2 separate regions of the Mus musculus genome follow, and region 2 is linked to region 1. Evidence: chromatin contacts called from ENCODE Hi-C data. All regions are on one chromosome and are shown on one strand. Each heading gives the region's core, a stretch centred on a gene start or an enhancer-like site at or near the end of the contact. The rest is flanking DNA. Distances are from core to core; before and after follow the strand shown. Region 1 overlaps Gm525 (predicted gene 525). Region 2 holds the start of Mmd (monocyte to macrophage differentiation-associated).

Evidence for each region. Hi-C counts contacts between places; a loop is a spot of excess contacts on that map.
Region 2: a map of T-helper 1 cell shows a loop between it and region 1 (4-fold over the local background). The contact joins the promoter of Mmd here to the enhancer-like site in region 1. A Hi-C loop is called at or near these places in 2 of 37 maps with a recorded cell type or tissue (T-helper 1 cell and T-helper 17 cell).

The regions. Positions count from the first base shown.
Region 1 is chr11:89,090,035-89,095,918 of GRCm38, forward strand. Gm525 (predicted gene 525) reads left to right here. Exons shown (of 4, transcript NM_001033266.2): 4 at 2,852-3,030. Among named protein-coding and RNA genes, the nearest start is that of Gm525, 19 kb to the left of the region's middle. Within about 2 kb of position 2,889, at least 1 of the 3 ENCODE cell types and tissues checked has a DNase peak (open chromatin) inside an H3K27ac peak, as active enhancers do.
Region 2 is chr11:90,246,608-90,252,491 of GRCm38, forward strand. Mmd (monocyte to macrophage differentiation-associated) reads left to right here and starts at 2,869. Exons shown (of 7, transcript NM_026178.2): 1 at 2,869-3,128. The coding sequence starts at 3,103.

The DNA of each region.
Region 1 (5,884 bases), core at 1,639-4,138:
GCAGGGCTCTAACCACTGAGCTTCGTCTTCAGCTCCACAAGTGTCTCCGGGGAATGTTTATTTCTGCCAGGATGGTTGCATATGACTATGCCCCTGACTTCCAGGCTGCCATTTCCTCCTAGATCAAGGGCTTTGCTTTCCATCACAGAAAACTCTTGGTTTCTTCTAGAAAACAGAACTGTGGAGGCAGCTGGCAGCTGGCAAAGACACTTACCACTAAGACACTTGCCATTAAGTTTGATGATTTGAGTTTGAACCCTGGGACTCTCAGGGTAGGAGAGGATTCCCACACAATGTACTCTTGTGCTTTGATATCTACATCTATACTGTGACATGCATGCACAAACACACACACACACACACACACACACACACACACACACACACACACACACACACCACGCATACACTCATGCGCACGAGCACACACACAAATTCCAAAAAGGAATCAGAATTGTGGGGTGCTTAGGGGCTTAGACTCTGGCTAGAGTGGGCTGACCATTCTGCATCTTAACTTTGTAGCAAGCTACTTCTCTTTCAGTTTCTGTTTCTGCATCTATTTTTTTTTTTTTTTTTTTTTTTTTTTGGTTTTTCGAGACAGGGTTTCTCTGTATAGCCCTGGCTGTCCTGGAACTTACTTTGTAGACCAGGCTGTCCTCGAACTCAGAAATCCGCCTGCCTCTGCCTCCCAAGTGCTGGGATTAAAGGCGTGTGCCACCATGCCCGGCTATTTTTTAAAAGAGTTATATTTACTTATTTCATGTATGTGGATATACTGTTACTGTCTTCAGACACACCAGAAGGTGGCTTCAGATTCCCATTCCAGATGGTTGTGAGTCACCATGCAGTTGCTGGGAATTGAACTCAGGACCTCTGGAAGAGCAACCAGTGCCCTTAACCGCTGAGCCGTCTCTCCAGCTCTTGTTTCTGCATCTACACATTGGGATGATGTTGTCTTTGGACCTGGTCCTCAGTGAATGACTCCTCCCCCTCCTCCTCCTCTACTTCCTCCTCCTTCTTTTTTTCCTCCTCCTCCCCTCCCCCTCCTCTTCCTCTTCTTGTTGTTTTGAGACAGGGTTTCTCTGTGTAGTTCTGGCTATCCTGGAACTTACTCTGTAGACCAGGCTGGCCTAGAACTCAGAGAGATCTGCCTGTCTCTGCCTTCCAAGAGCTGGGATTACCACCACTACCTGGCAATGACTGACTTCTTAAAGGAAATCATGGGATTCCATAAAGGTGTCATTTCAGACAGCTCCCACATACATGGAGACTGGGAAGCAGTAGGGACACAGGTAGCTCAGTCTGGAATTTGGAATCAACAGCTTGTGGATCCTGAGTGTAGTAGTGTCTTACACGCGTTCGCTACCGGCCAGGAAAGACACAACAAACCGGAATCTTCTGCGGCAAAAGCTTTATTGCTTACATCTTCAGGAGCCAGAGAGCCAGAGAGAGAAAAAGAACAAGAACAAGAACAAGAAAGCAAGAGAGAGAAAAAGAACAAGAACAAGAAAGCAAGAGAAAGAATGGCAAAACCCCGTCCCTTTTAAGGAGAATTATCCTCCGCCTAGGACGTATTACTCCCAACTCTTACTTTTTTTTTTTTTTTTTTTTTCTTCTTCGGCAAAGCTTTATTGCTTACATCTTTAGGAGCAAGAAGCAAGAGCCAGAGCAAGAGAGCAAAAGGGAGAATGGCGAAACCCCGTCCCCTTTTAAGGAGAATTATTCTCCGCCTAGGACGTATTACTCCCTGATTGGCTGCAGCCCATCGGCCCAGTTGTCATCACGAGAAAGGCAGAACACATGGCGGGAAAACTGCCCCTGCACGTGTGCAGATTATGTTTACCACTTAGAACACAGCTGTCAGCGCCATCTTATAATGGCAAATGTGAGGGCGGCTCCCAACAGTAGTGAAAAGCCAGCCTGACTGCTCGTTGTTCCTCCTGTGAGATGGGGAGAGTGGCAGCCTCTCCTTTTGTTGTCCCAAGGATCCAAGAAGTTGGAGATGGCTCAGTGGTCCAGAGGGCTTGCTGCTCTCCCAGAGCGCTTGGGTTCAGTTCCCAGCACCCATGTCAGGAGGCTCACAATCTCCTATGTAACTCTAGCTCCAGGAAAATCTGATGCCCTCTTCTGGACTCCTGGCACACCTGATCTATACACATGTGTACACATACAGATACACAAATACATAAATAAATAAAACAAATCTTTTAAAATTGGTCCACACACAGGGTTTGTTTTTTTTTTTTTTTTTTAGGAGATAACAGCTGGCGGCTTCTTCTCCTCTTTCTTCCACCACCACTACCATTACTTCCACTACAACCACCATCACCACCACCATCACTACAACCATCATCATCACTATCACCACCACCACCATCACTACCACCATCACCACCACTATCAACACCACCACCATCACAACCACCACCATCACCACCATCACCACCACCTCCACCATTACCACCACCATCACCCCCCCCACCATCACCATCACCACCACCACCGACATCACCACCACCACTATCACCACCACCACCTCCACCATCACCATCACCACCACCATCACCAACCCCCCCATCACCACCATCACCACCATCACCACCACCATTATTCTAACATTATTTTCTCATTCCTTTCTTTTCCAGCAAGCAGGCTGACAGGCAGTGATCCAGAGACTGCTGGGGCAGAGAGAAGCTTACCTTCTATTTAATCTGAAGCCTTAGAAACAATGCCTTCTGACCTCAAGAACACGTGGCTCTTAGTGAGCAGGCCGGAAGTTGCCTTGGGGGGAAATAATGAACATGTATTCTGCTCCATTTTACTAACCCGTCTACATTTTGAAAACTAACAGCTTGAAGCTCCTGACGGCCTTCCTGCCAGTTCGCAAGTGTAGGCAGAACGCCAGACCTGCCTTAGAAGAGGGAAGTGCATCACGTGGGGCTGCTGAGTTTCGGGTCATCTGCGTTTTCCTTTCTTTGCTGAACTAATAAAGGCCAGTGCTTAGTCTTTCTGTGCATCTCTTTCCTATGAGGAGAGTACTGGAGAGTGAATTCCCTTGCTCATCTTTGTAAACCAAGGTCCAGGAAGCATACTAATCTTTATTTTTTAAGACTAATTTATCTTTAGTTTATGTATACGAGTGTTTGACTGTATGTACACCATGTACTGGGGAGACCAGAAAGAGGATGTTAACCCCCAAGAACGGGGGTAATAGATGGTTATGAGCCTCAGTGTGTGTGTGTGTGTGTGTGTGTTTGTGTGTGTGTGTGTGTGTGTGTGTGTGTGTGTGTACATTGAGAACTGAACCTGGGTCCTCTGCAAGAGCTGGAGGTGCTCCTAATTATTGAGCCATCTCTCCAGCCCCTATACTCTTCTTCAGTCTATGAATGGTGAGGTGGTGGGTAAGTGTGCCTGCTGCTCAGCCTGATGACCTGAGTCTGATCCCCAGGACCTACATGGGGCAAAAGAATTGACACCTGTAGATCATCCCTCATTTTGCACAAGCATGCTGAGGCATGCACACTCCCACTCATGTGCACAGATAGGATAGGCATGCACATGGAATAAATGAACATGTAGTGAAGGTGGAAAATGAAGGGGAACATGAACTCAAAGAAAATATTTGCCCAAGGTCATCCCAAAAAGAACCATCAGACAACTAAATGCAAACCTAGTCCTCCTGCAGAGGAGACGTTTCCTGTGGAAAGCTGGGTGCTTCTCTGTGCCCCACAGCCCTCAGCTGTACCTCGGTCCCAGAATTAGAGACTAAATAGTGAAAGCTGAAGCAGGGCAGGGGAGTTGCCCTGAGTGGTGTCAGGGGTGGGCCTGTTTAGGAAGAGAGTTACTGGATCTCGGCATATCAATGTGAAAGAAAGCCGGCAGGACAAAAATGGAGTCCCCTGTGTCAGCCCTACAAAGACAAAACAGTAAATAAAACTGGTAGCTTGTGCGGCAGGGTTTTCCCACATGATCGCCTGATAGTAACTGTCATGAAGAAATCTAGTAGACCTCAGACAAAGGCCACTGAAACCGTACACAGGAAGTTCTTGTGGTGGTTTGAATAGGCCTGGCCCCTATAGACTCATGTGTTTGAATGCTTGGCCATATGGAGTGGCATTATTAGGAGGTGTGGCCTTGTTGGAGTGGGTGTTGTAGGCTTATATTTTTCACAACCTACTTTAATAAGAGTTCAACCTCCTCTCTAGCCACCACCCACCAGAGGTAGTGGAAAAAAAAGGTTATTAGGATACAGGGGAAGCAGACCTGTTTAGAGATAGTTCTTGGGGCGATTCCAATCTTTGTTAGTCCAGTCCAGTAGCAAACACCAAACATGAACCGGCAGCTGTAGTTCAGTCTACTCGGCAGACACCACACATGAATCAGCAAGACAATTCAATCCAGGAGAAATCACGAGCGTGCGTGCGCACACAGACACACACACACACACACACACAGACACACACACACACAAAGATGTAAGAAAAAAAGTAAAAGTGGATGGACATTAGGACTTCTAATTGCCTTTCTTTTTTTCTTTTCTTTTTTTCTTTTTGGTTTTTCGAGACAGGGTTTCTCTGTGTAGCCCTGGCTGTCCTGGAACTCACTCTGTAGACCAGGCTGGCCTCAAACTCAGAAATCCACCTGCCTCTGCCTCCCAAGTGCTGGGATCAAAGGCGGGCGCCACCACGCCCAGTGAGAAATTGCCTTTCATATTTCATTTTTCATTTAGCCAGCACAGCCTCTAGCCGGGAAGTGAGTTTGTTCTTTTAGATGCTTAGAGATAAATATGGTCCCCGTTCAAATGATCTTACTACACACTGGGAGAGACATATATGCATTCAGAGAGCTGTACTATAGGTCAGGAGTTGGCAGACATTTCTGGGAAGGGCTCCAACACCCTGTCTCAGTGGGAGGAGGCACACAGTAAATATCTGCTCAATTGTGAATCCTCTCCCTGTCCTGTCCCACCCCAGCTCAGCCTTGAATTGCAAACCTTTACGCTGGTAACACAGAAGCATGGTATTGTTGGATGTGAGATGTTCCCAGAAGACTTCTGTACTGGGTTGGAGAGGTGACTCAGAGGTGACTAGTAGAGTTGACCAGATAGCATGCAGAAAGTCCTGGGTATGGCCACTAGCCCTCCATAAAACTGGGTGTGGTGGCTCATGCCTGTAGCTCCCACAGGAGCTAGAGGTGGGGGGGACCTGAAGTTCGAGGTCATCCTCAGCTGCACAGTGAGTTTGAAGCTCAGCTTAAGTTGCACGAGACCCCTTGATAAAACCACCAGCGTGGAATGAAAGGCTTGATTGACAGCTAGTGGCACAACTTTAGAAGTCAGTGCCTACCTGAAGGAAGTGGGTCACTGTGGGCAGGCCCTTGGAGTCTGCATCTGGATGTCTTGCCCCTTCCTGAGCCTGTAACTTCCCTCTGTAACATACAGAATTTAAGACCCTGCTTGAGATCTCTCAGTATGAAACTGAACCCCCCTCCCCCCAGGCCGTGCTCTTCCTCCAGATGTCTCTTTTCTCTGAGACTCTTCTTTTGTGGCTGGATGTAATGCATGCAGCCATGTTCTTCAGGCACGGCCCTGGGGAAGGACAGATGTTGAGTCACACATGCAAACTCCCAAGCCACACCAGTCATCTGAATCAGTGGGGTTTTCCAGGAGCATTTGGAGTTTGGGAACCACAGACCCAGAGCTTCCTGGAACTTCATGAAAGGGACTGAGTGTGTTGGGGGATGTGGATGCTCATTCTACCATTCACATCCTAGGAAATGGTTTCTATATTATATACTTGGCACTGCTCTAGGTCCAGGGATGTGATGAACAAAATACACAAAGCAGATTGTGTGTGTGTGTGTGTGTGTGTGTGTGCGTGTATAC
Region 2 (5,884 bases), core at 1,619-4,118, 1.2 Mb after region 1:
GGTGCTCAGTTTGGTTTCTCGTGCCCCACTTCTGATTCAGCCTGGGATCTTGGCACACAGGATGGTTCCCGGCACCTTCAGGGAGGGTCTTTCTTTGTTAAAGCTTCCCAGAAGTTCTATTTGTGGAGATATAGCAAAACCCAGTAACAGATCTGAGCGAACAGTTCATTTAATCCTCCCAGGGCATCTCAAGTCAAAGTTTGAGTGACTCTGTTCTGTTCTGACTGGTCCATCACTGTCAGGGAACCAGGGCCCAGGTGTGCTCTAGTCTCATCAGCATCCTGTCTGGGGAGCCTGTGTACCTCAGTCAGCAGAGCAGGTGTTCTCCCAAAAGCTGCTGCAGCATCTGATGTCTACGCTATGACAAATCCCTTCCTGTAAGGAACAGGTTGGTTTGTTTTTTTTTTCCCACAAATGTTTCTGCAGTTTTATAGCAAGATCTATATCCCCAAGCCTAAGAAGAACGTTATGTTCTGTTAATGCAGAACAAACAAAAGAAAACGCACAACCAATAACCAAAATAAACAAACACCAAACAAAACCTTCCCATTCTCGTCTCCTCCCACCATTGCAATCCTGGGCCCTAAATTGAAGCCAGGACTTCCTTTCTGCAAATACACTTGGGATTTATCCTCATAAATGGATGCAAAAGGACATCATATTTCCCATGTATATGTTGCATGTACATAATTCTGTAGGTATGTGTACATGTAGGTAGGTGCATGTGTTCATGTGAACACATCTGTGTGAAGGCCAGAGGTGAAAGCCGGGTGTCTCCCTTTGCCATCTTACCTTTTGAAACAGGATCTCTCACTAAACTTAGGCTGGCTGGCTCTACAGCTATATAATATGTGACCTGAATGTAATTGATTTCTTTTGTTTCATATACAGTTCTCAAAGTCTGTTCATGTCGAAGACGGCATCAACATTTCATTTCTTTCTCTTAAAGAGAAAAAGCAAATCATCTTAACAGCTTGAGGTTCAGAGCAAGACCAAAAGGAAAGTACAGAGACTTCTTAGGTCCTCTCACACAATAGCCTCCCCTGCGTCGTCCCCCCCGCCCCCAAGGAAGTGGGACATTTGTTGTGATTACAGTTCCTATCCCTTAGGTTGTCATTTCATGTGGCTAATTTTCAGTTATCTTTTAGTTAGTACCTTTGTTACTGCCCCTTGATCGTTTATAAGGGGAGTGCCATGTAGTCAATTGGTAGATTTTCAAGCTATGCTAGTTGTCAGGCTTTACTGTGAGTGCAAAAGGAGTCAGGTGTGTGTTTTAAGAATTGTGCTGTTTTAAAACTTAGGGAGAGGCCGTTGGCATACTGACCTGATGGTATCTGGTGCTTCGTGTTAGAGGAAGCTATGTAGGAATCTGTTTTGCATCGGGCAAGTTTCTTTTTCACTCCCTGATCCTCTTTTACATTGATGACTCCCCAACCCCCACTTCTCTACATTTAACATATGAGAGAAAACATTTAACATTTGTATTTCTGAGCCTGGTTTATTTATTTCATTTCATATGATGATATCTAGTTCCATCCATTTCTCTGTTCCCAGAAATGTAGTTACTCGTAACCCCCCCCCCCCCCACACACACACACTGAAGAACAATCCAGTCCTCCTCTATTGGAGCCGATTGTCCTTTTAAACCAAGTGTGCAGCTTTGGAATGGAAAGATCACTCCCGAGTCTTCATTTTTTTCCTTCTGGCTGACTAATTTTCCATGCTGTCTCTAGACACACACACCACATTTTCTTTCTACATCCTTTGGTAGGCACCTACACTAATATAATAACTTGGCTATTGTAAACAGTGCCACCTTTCAAAGCCTTGGCCTCCATACCTGTGAAATGAGTAACATAATTTTGAACCTAAGGATTCCTTCCAAGATCAAAGCAATTGTTGTGGAAAGCACCCCGGGGCACTTAAAGAGAAGGACACTAGAATGGTGGGTGAAACCATTCCCCGGCATCCCCCCATCTTTCATTCGTTTCAAAAAGAGTAAATACTGCTTCGAAGCTGGCCCTAAGTCCCTCAAGAAGGTGAAGTTTGAGGAGTGGGGGATGTGTGTGGGCAGGTTTCCTGGATGGGAGCACACCTGGATTTCAGGAGTGATGCTGACAGGTCCTGCACATGTCAATTCCTTTTTTCCAGTATTCTTCTGAGTGTATTCACTACCTCTTATCTCTTCTCTCCCTAGGATCTGCTCTTCTGGCAAGTCCTTTTAGCTTTACAGAGGTTTAGCAAAAGGGGCCGATTCAAGTCTACTCTTTCCTTGGAAATTTCTTGGGTTAAAAAATAGAAAATAAAATGGAGGACGTAAAAAGATCTCTCCAGAAGAATCCCCCTGGAGAAATTCCAATCTCTTCTTTATAGGACAGCCGTGTTACTAATCCGTCTTTACACAGCGTAAAAGGTGAAGAAATAAATGAAAGGAAGGACGCAGAAATGAATGAAGGCTGGATAAACGATATGGGGCCAAGATTAGAAGGCAGAGATAGATTCTTGCTCGCTGCCACTTCCGGCACAGCTGCTTCTAAGATTGTGGGCCATCTCCTACACACCGTTGTTCCTTCCTCTCTGTTGCAGCTCACACGCTCAAAGCTTTAATGCAGAGCACCGCCCTCCCAGCGCTCCTCCCCTTTCGGCTAGCCACACCCCTCGGCTCTGAGGTTCCGCCCCACCTACCGAGCTTCAAGGGAAATGAATGGCAGCGGAGCCCTGCGCCGCTCCGGACACTGATTGGCCACTGGGCGCGGTGACGCGCAGGTGGCTGCGGGCGCACGCAGCGAGAGCAGCGGGCAGGGGCGGAGCCGGGCTCCGGGGCGGGGCCCAGGCACCCGGGGGCGGAGGAGCCAGGGAGGCGGGAGGCGGGAGGCGCCGGGGCCGTTTAAGCGGCCTCCCTCCCGCCCCCAGGCGCCTGCTCTGGCCCGGGCCCTGTGCTGACCGACCCCCGGTGTGGCCCACTCCGGCCCTGCCCAGTTGCGTGGCTCCCGCCTGGCACGCCAGCGGCCTCGGAGCAGCTCAAGCCCATGAGGCCGGCGCGCCCTGCCGCCGGTGCAAAAGAGACGGAGCTCCCGGCCCCCGCGGTGGAGCGGTGGATCAATGCGGTTCAGGAATCGATTCCAGCGGTGAGAGTTCTGCGGGGAACGTGCTCCGTCCCGGGGGATCCCGAGCCCTGACGAGGACCGGCTCCCGGGAAGACTCGCAGTTCTGCGATCCCCTTCCTCCAGGCAGCTTGGGATCTGTGCCCCGGGACCCCGCATCTGCTTTGCCTCCTCCATCCGCTTGCAAACCTAGCTTGGCCCTTGAGATCCCCATCCAGACACCGCTGCTGCTAGCTTCTAGCAGACTACTCCAGCCTCAGAGCCCCCTCCCCACGACTCCACTCAGGGCCTCCACCCTTATACAAACCCCAACGTGAGGTCTCTTAAGGCTGCTGCAGCACCCTGTGGCGATGTTTGTCTTACAGCGGGTAGGAGGTCTGGCCTGAGCTTTTTGAGGTGTTTTGTCGGTGGTTGGCCCTAGAGACAGGGAAACTGAGGCACGCTTCTCTAGGTCCAGCTTTCCTGATGGTGTCCGGAGGGGTTGTGTGTCTCGGGCTAAGAACCTAATGGTGTGCTATTTGGGGGATTTTTTTTTGGCAGGGGCAAGTTAGCATTCAGGTGGAGAGACATGCCTTTGAGAAACCTGGTTTTAGGAAATAGGGAGAAAGAACGGAGGAGGCGCCACCGGAAGGCGGGTTGTCTGCTCTACACTAAAGAGGTGGTAGGGTAGCCCGACTTGAGGGACATAGTGTGGCCCTTCTCTCCCGGGTGGATTACCTGCGTGGAAGGAATGATGAAGGCTGCCGACCTATTGTTCCCAAAGAAAGCTCTGGGCTTTAATGTTTCTAAGTGGGTGAAAGTTCACCCATGGGGTTTCTGGTAACTCCATCCCTTTGTCTGAGCCTGGCAGCCATACCCATTCCCAGCCCTTCACCACCAACAGGGTAGCCTAGTGTGATGTACCAGAGAATTCAAAAGCAGAAATGCTTAAAATCTTCCGAGCAGGCTATTGAGTTTGAAGTGGTCTTTCTTTTTATTTTAAAATGTAAACACACCATTTAGTTTTCCTTTCCCTTCTTTCCCCTGTTCACTCATTAATGCTTATCTCATTTCTTCCAGTCTCAAAGGGTAAAAGAGCCAACACAACATGCACAGGATGAGGGTGGTCTTTGCGCTCAGTATTGGGGGAGATCGGCTTGAAGATTTGGATTGCTTTCTGAATATTGCTTATTACTTGGTGGCTGGAAGTCTGGCACTATCGTTGGAGGAGAACTACGTCTCTATGTCAAAGGCAGAAAGGAACCTTGGTCTTTCTCGTTTAGAACCACAGTGGATTTAAGAGACTCTGTAACGTGTGTGAACCTCATGTCCTGTGCGTGTGGGTTGTTTGTCTGATTCTTTCCTTTGCATGTCTTTGTGGGCTTCCTGCTTTCAGAGACCAGTAGCTATATTCTGCAAAATTACCCCTTCCCTATTTGACGAAGAGTTTGGGTTTCTAGTCTATCCTTTTGAATTCTATAAAAAGAAGGAAAATGTCTGTTTTTGCTTATTGTACCAACATTCAGAGAGCTCTAAAATGAAAAAATAAAAACCACCTCAGCTGATTGAGCAATCTTTTTTAATGGACAGAATTCACTTTCATCCTATTTTGGAGTCTTACCCATTCAAACATTAGAATACACAGGGGTTATCTTTCAGAGTATCACAGAATGTAATTGTTGAGTAGGTGTATATTATAGGTGTATATTATTGTGCTCTGCAAATGTTAGTTGTGTCTTTCTTGGTGATCCCTGGGTCTCCTTTGATTCTGATTGATGCAATCCCTTCATTACCTCTTTCTCTATTATAGCCTAGACTATTTATAAGCATCAATTTGAACTTGAGAATCAGCCTGCAAATACAAAGTAATATCAGAAAAGTCCTGAGTTTTATGATTCACACATTAAAAGGTTGAAAATTGTCTTCCACATCTTTTTGTCTTCATGAAACATTTTGGTGTGCGTCCAGGGCGGGCAGATCATACGGGAGGCACACACTGTCTCTGAACTAATATGTTCTTTTCCTTGACATACATGCTGGTACTCAGTTGAGGAACAGTTCATTAGACAATGGTTTATAGCTCTGCCTAAATAAGAAAATACCTTACAGTTCCACTCAAGGTGGAGCCTGGGTGGTTACTGTGGCTTTGGATCATCTTCCAGACTTCTGCCATTTATATGAGGAAGGCTGTAAGGGAACAGTTAAAGCCACAAAAACAAACAAACAAACACCAAAGTAAACCTTAGGATGTGAAAAAAATTGCCCTGGGCTGCAGCGTGTTTTCATCCTTGCTTTATCTCTCTCAGACTGAAGACACTATTCACTTGCCTACACACACACACACACACACACACACTTTCCTTTTCCTAACCTCTCTGAGAGGTGATAATAACTGTTACCAGTCAGTTACTGCCTGTTTGTGCCAGCTACTGGCTGGGTACTTGCATATTTTCAACTTAACAAGTCACTGAAGAGCAGATAAGTTTAGAGAGTAACAAAGTCCTTGCCCAGGGAGCTACAGGTAGGAAGAGGCAGACCTTGGAATTCAGTTTCGTATCTCTGCAGCTGCTGGCTGAGCTGTTAACCCTTTCTGCCTCTTAGCTGGAAAAGGAGTTTCCTTCCTCAGCCCAAGCTGTGACTACCCTACTGATGAGATTTTTAAGTCGAGTGCACAGAAAAGCGTCTTTTTCAAAATCTGAAACATTTAGAAAGTCTTTGGGGGGGGGGGCTATCTGCTGTCTCTTTGGACCGGTTCTTGGCGTTGAGCCATAGAAGGAGGTGGTCTTCTCTCTTCCTTCTCC